Regions from separate parts of the Homo sapiens genome. Here region 2 is linked to region 1. The links are chromatin loops, found by intact Hi-C in ENCODE. Cell type or tissue: MCF 10A. All regions are shown on one strand. Each heading gives the region's core, and the rest is flanking DNA. Links, peaks and the distances in the headings are about the cores only.

Region 1 (2,903 bases), core at 198-2,697:
GCCTCCCCCGGGTGAGCTCCCAGCTCCCATCCCCAGCCCAGCTCTCAGCAGCCCAGGACAGGGCTCAGGAAAACTCATCTGTAAGGCGGGGCGGGAACAGCGTGCACCCGTGCACCTGGAGGGCTTGCTGGTGGAATGGTAAGGAGCCCATGCAGAAGGACCCAGCAGGCTTTGCCCACCACCCTCTCCTTCTGGAAGAACTGCACAGGCTGGGAAATCAGAAGGGATGGTGACAATTTTCTGGGTCTCTAAGAGGATGGTACTGAGGATGCATGCCCTCCCCACTCAGCCAGAAGACACTGGTGAACCACAGTATTGCTTGGGGAGTCGGGGGGGCGCTGCTGAACAAACCAACTTCCTTGTTACTCCTGGGCAAGGCAGGACCCTCTTCTGCCTCCAGGATTAGAGGGGTCCAGGGATGGGTGGAGGGGCCTCTCCTTGGAGCCCCTCCAGCCTCCACAGTTACCCCCACCCCCATCAACAGGGCAATAGACCGTCCTGCCCCGGTGCCCACAGCCACAGGACTGAACCTTCCTTATGAAGAGTGAATGGAAGGAGACTTGTGGCCATGAACGGGTCAATGCTGGGATGGCTGCAGTCCCAGGTGCAGTAGCCAGGCCTGCTCCACCCCACCCCACTCCCACTCCACTCTCAGGGGTCCTCAGGGCCAGGACATCCCTAGGGACCTCATACTCATGGCTCACTGTGACTTCACTCTGTCAGGCAGTGTTTGGGGCTGGGTGCTGAGGCTGGGTACTGAGGCTGTGTACTGAGACTGGGTGCTCAGGGCTGGGTACCGAGGCTGGGTGCTCAGGGCTGGGTGCTGAGACTGGGTGCTCAGGGCTGGGTGCCGAGGCTGGGTGCTGAGGCTGGGGACTGAGGCTGGGTGCTGACGCTGGGTGCTGAGGCTGGGTGCTCAGGGCTGGGTGCTGAGGCTGGGTGCTCAGGGCTGGGTGCTGAGGCTGGGTGCTGCTGAGGCTGGGTGCTTGGGCCTGAGCTGTGCTTACTTCTGCCTCCTCATCACCACCACAGCTCCACAAGGAAAGGGTCCCACCCATGTCACAGCGGGGAAACTGAGGCTCAGAGCAGGCACCTGCCCAAGGCCACCTGGCACATCACTGGGAGGGACCTGTGTGTCCAGCTGGCTGGGAGGCAGAGGGGCCACTACTAACCCCAGCTGCATGCAGGAGGTGTTATTGGGAGGTGGTCTGGCTAACATTCACACAGAGACCCCGTGGAGGGAGCCTGTTTCTGACTTGAGCTGTACATGCTGCGGCTGCCGGCACTGCAGTTGGCACAGTCCCGCCTGTGACACACCCTCGGGACCGCAAATACAGCTCAGAGTGGTTCTCACAGCTCCCAGCAACACCGTGTAATTCAGGCCCCTGCCACTGCCCGCCCTGTGCCCTTCCCTGGAGCCAGGGCCCATCTGAGAGGCTCAAGGCTGCACCTGGCTGGGTAACCGCGGGGCACGGGGCCTAGAACCATGGGTCTGGGCGGAGGCTGCACTGCCGTTCCTGCCTCAGGAAGGCGTGGTGTGCCCCCACGGTGCCCTTCCTTTCCCACCCATAGCTAGATTTAGAAATGCCCAGAAAAGCCTGCAGTTGGTTTCAGGACACGGACTCCTCTGACTCAGAAACTACAACCTCAAATGCCTCCTGAGAGGCAGGGCATCAGCTCAGGAGGCCAGTGGGGGCCTGCAGACATAACCACCAGGTGGGACTGTGCTGCCAAAACAAGCATCCTCCCTCCCACAGTTCTAACCCAAGTCCTTCTCAGTGCATATGTCACTTTCCCACCAAGACAAGAGCAGGAAGCATTTCACTGTCTCCTAAAAGCAGAAGAGCGATGCGAACGTGATGAGGAGGGGCAGCTGCTTGTGGTACGGGGAGGCCATGGGGACCGGGGGGCCCTGGGGACCTCGCCCTGAGTGCAGGGGTGGTAGCCACTCGCCTCCAGCATCGTTTCCAGCCAGAGGGGGAAGCCCAGCGTGGCCACATCTTCCTCTTCTTGTTTTATTTAAAAAAAAAAAAAAAGAAATCCCAAATTTTAGATAAAATGTCTGTGTTTTGGAATACTGACAACCAATTTTTAAAAATTTAAGCCTCTGTGGGCTAGGAGAAGCCCAGTCACTGGCCAGAGTCAGCCTTCAGACCACGGTTCATGACCGTCCTATTGAAATGCTTTTTCCCTGTGACCACCAGGCCCCAGGAGCGGGTGCTCGGGGACTGGCATTCCCAGGTGCTCCTGTACTGGCACAGGGCTCCTGCACCCCCCAGGTCAGAGCCACCCCAAGGCAGGTGCCCATGCCTGGGACGCTTCCCATGCCTGAAGCCTGGGAAGTGGCCGCCTGGGAGGAAGTGGCCACCTGCAGGAAGAAAGAGCGCACCGTGGCGGGCCCTGGGACTCCTCCCAACCTCCCACACGCTCCTCGACCACTGCCCTTCCCACTGGGTGCAGCCTTGGCAGGACTGTCTATCAATATCGGGGGCTCTCCCACCTTAGACAACCAGACCACCTCCCTGGCCTGCACACCCTGAGCGGGGAACACAAGCGCCAGGAGTAGGTGCAGCTGAATTTTCCCTAAGGCCAGGCCCAAATGCCTTCCACGGCACCAGTCCCCATGCCCAGCACCTTCATTGGGTGTGTGGCTTCAGCAAGAAACGCTGAGTAGTGCACGCCTGAGCCCTCCTCTCGGTCCCTGGCTGAGCCAGCCCACACCTGCATCCACCCCTGTGTTAACCTCAGGTCCTCACTCCCTCGCACCCTGCCAGCCAGTCCTTAGGGAGGACAGAAAGTTGAGCTCCCACCTACCTGCGGCAGTACAGACCAGTTGTGCCAGCATGACTGGGATCCACCGACTAAACCAGCACGCATGTGGCATTCTGGCCTCCAAGGAGAAC
Region 2 (2,903 bases), core at 197-2,696, 330 kb after region 1:
CAGGTGATCTGCCCGCCTTGGGCTCCCAGTCTTGGGATTACAGGCATGAGCCACCACGCCTGGCCCAGACTCTTCTCAGCTTCTCGGCAGCATTTCTTCCTCTAGGGGATGAGGCAGAACCCACCCTGGAATGAGGATCTTCTGACCCACAGTCAGATTAGGGTCTTGAGATTCAGCTTCCTGAGGCCTAAACTGCCCCAACGTGATAACAAAAGGCTATAACCAGGGCTGTGTGAGTTAGGAGGCAGGAGCTGTGGATGAAGACACACACATTTATTTCACGGTGAAGCTCACATAACATAAGTTAACAATCTTATCAACTACTCCAGAGTGGACGATTCAGTGGCATTTAGTGCACTGTGGACGGATGATTCAGTGGCATTTAGTGCACTGTGGATGGAAATGCAGGGGAGTTGATTGCCCTGCCACTTGCTCCGAGCCTCTGAGAGGTGACTGCCACACCCTTTGGCATTGAACTCTACATCCTTTGGATCCGTCAGCACCTTTCCAGCAATTCCTTGGGTCAAGCATGTGGGATTCACTTGCTCTTAAAATGAATGGTTAACTGTGCCTGGGCTGGTACAACTTGGTGCTGTGTGACCCCAGCCGTCCTCAGCCCTCCTTCTCACACCTCCACCTTGGCCAGTACCCACCTGGATTTCTCTCTGGTCCTCCAAGCTGCTGAACTTGTCCCCTCCGCAGGGCCTCCAGCCTGGCATGCTCTTCCCTGGGAGCGCCGCGTGCTACTTCTTACAATTTTGGGTCTTGCTCAGATGATAACTCCTTGGGGCAGCCTTCCCCGACCACCCTCCCCAGGCACTCCCTGCCACAAATGTCCCCACTGCACTTACGCTGCGGGGAGTTCTCTATCCGCTTCCTTGTTCACCCTCACTGGTCTCCCCAGGAAAGCTCCAGGAGGGAGGCGCTGGTTCTGTGTATTCACCTGTGCTGGGGCTGGCACTCCAGGCAGAGCTGTGGCGGAAGGAAGTGGCCCGAGACAGCCTGATTCCATCTTTTGGTTTCTGTGTGTTTCCTCCTCATAGACCCGCACCAGCGAACAGGGAACCTGCAACCAGGGGGTGGACACTGAAATAAAAACAAAGTGAGACAGAAACTTCTGCTCCTGCACCGCGGCTGCCCCTGAGTGCTCAGTGGCGGGGCTGTGGCCGCCTGTGGTCGCGGTGCGGAACTTGCCTTGCAGGATGCTGTGCGGGGTAGCCTGGACCCCACCATGGAGGGTTAGCCTCCTGTCCCCGGCCCTCCAATGCCTGCACAGGGCGGGTTCTGCATGGCTGTCCAGGGGATGATGCAGGCGTCCAGATGCGGGAAACGGTGACTGGATGGAGCGACTGCTCTCCAGCCTTGTCCTAGCAGACAGCACCATCTGCTGGGCCCTGGGTTTGTGTCTGCAACTGGATGGGCTCTAGCGGGGTTCTGCCCAATCTAGCAATTCGAGGTGGCACATCTACACCAATATCCACCTGCTGTTTACCAGACGCCATGCCAGGCAGGTGGTCAGCAGTGTGCATGCGACCACTTGCTCACGGCCTGCACTGAGCTGTGTGTGGAGAGGGACCTGTGGGACCTGGGTGCTGCTTGTGGTGCAGGCCCAACCAGGCTCAGGGAGGGGCGTCTGCTGCTCTGAGGCCTCGGGGGGTGCCCACCCGCCCAATGGTCACCCACCACGTGCGGGGCAAATGCCCACCGCAGTGCTCACCTCCAGACAAACATCGCTGCCTTCCTGCAGCTCCGTTCCAGGCAGGGAGGCACAGATGAGACGTGGTGGGCAGATGAGGTTGTTTCAGGTTGTGTTAGACAGTGTGGAGGAAATCAACAGAATGCTGTGGACAGTGCCCCGGCGGTGATGGGCAGATTAGGGACTGCACGCAGGAGTCAGTCACGGGAGGGGAATGGCACCACTGTCCCAAAAACAGCAAAAACGAGTCCAAGCATGGCACTGATGGGACATCAGAGGAGACAAAAGGTGGTGGCTGTTGGTGGTGCAGTGAGGGGAGGAGGCTGGGAGGGAGGTGGAAGCTTGGGCAGGGCCCGTTGGGCTTCGCATTCTATTCTAAGCACCATGGGAAGCTGTCACCGGGCTTTAGGCAGCGCGACGACAGGATCCGATCGAGGCTTTCCGTGTTGCTAGCAAAGGAATTCAACATTCCTGACATGGGTGAATGGAGAGAAAAGTGATGGGGCTCTTTCCAGAGGTCAAGGTTAAGGGGACTCTCATGGATGGGATGCATCCTGGGACCAGCAAAGTGGGAAGTGGTCGCCTCGCCCAAGCCTGTGGGGACCAGAGAGGGAATGGTCCCCGGAGGCCCACAGAGTAGGGCCGAGGACAGGGGAGGACACAGGAACACGAGGGGCTGCCGAGGGAGCAGGAGGTGCAGCCGCCCTCAGATCTGGCCTGCAGGGGTGGAGCAGGAAATGACAAACACCCACCTCTTCTCCTGGGGATGGTGGAGCCTGAGGCACCACGTCCACGAGGTCCTCTTGGGGTGGAGGCAGACCTGGAGGGGCAGACACACTCTCAGCTTCCAGAAAACCTTGACTCCAAGAAGTCACACTGAGAGATACCCCTGTCGCTGGAGAGATCTCCTTTTCTGATATAACCACTTTATTCCCATATCTTTGGGGTGTCTGGGGAGGTGACTCAGTCCCTCCAAAGGGAATGAGCGTGAACTGGGAGGGTGTGTTGGACCCAGGAGACTTTCACGGCGATAACCACATCTCCCCTTGCCCTTTCAGCCTCCTTCAGTGGGACCCACTTCCCTTCCCTGCACCGAAAGGGGGTGGCTCGTGAGTATTTTTAGATGAGGAACCTCTGCCCATGCAGTCCCAGGCAATGAGCTGCGCTCTCAGTGTAGCTTTCCACTTCACTCCCCTCTAAGCTGCAC

The links. Peaks named below come from ENCODE experiments on the same cell type or tissue, not always from the same donor. Only the 100,000 strongest peaks of a DNase experiment are listed, where the experiment ranks them.
Region 2: a loop joins it to region 1, with 6 times the contacts of the local background. A loop is called at or near these places in 2 of 110 quality-filtered maps.

The regions. Positions count from the first base shown.
Region 1 is chr12:131,092,016-131,094,918 of GRCh38, reverse strand. All of the region lies in intron 15 of ADGRD1 (adhesion G protein-coupled receptor D1), which reads right to left. Among named protein-coding and RNA genes, the nearest start is that of LINC01257, 72 kb to the left of the region's middle. RefSeq lists an enhancer at 2,821-2,903. In MCF 10A, for the core only: no CTCF peak of the experiment used is centred there; a DNase peak (open chromatin) is centred at 1,628.
Region 2 is chr12:130,760,352-130,763,254 of GRCh38, reverse strand. It overlaps LOC105370080 (a long non-coding RNA gene), which reads right to left. Exons shown (of 5, transcript XR_002957439.2): 2 at 2,449-2,516; 3 at 1,718-1,957; 4 at 852-1,066; 5 at 132-251. Among named protein-coding and RNA genes, the nearest start is that of RIMBP2, 46 kb to the right of the region's middle. RefSeq lists enhancers at 1,156-1,305, 550-1,355. In MCF 10A, for the core only: a CTCF peak has its summit at 1,388 (motif pointing left); no DNase peak of the experiment used is centred there.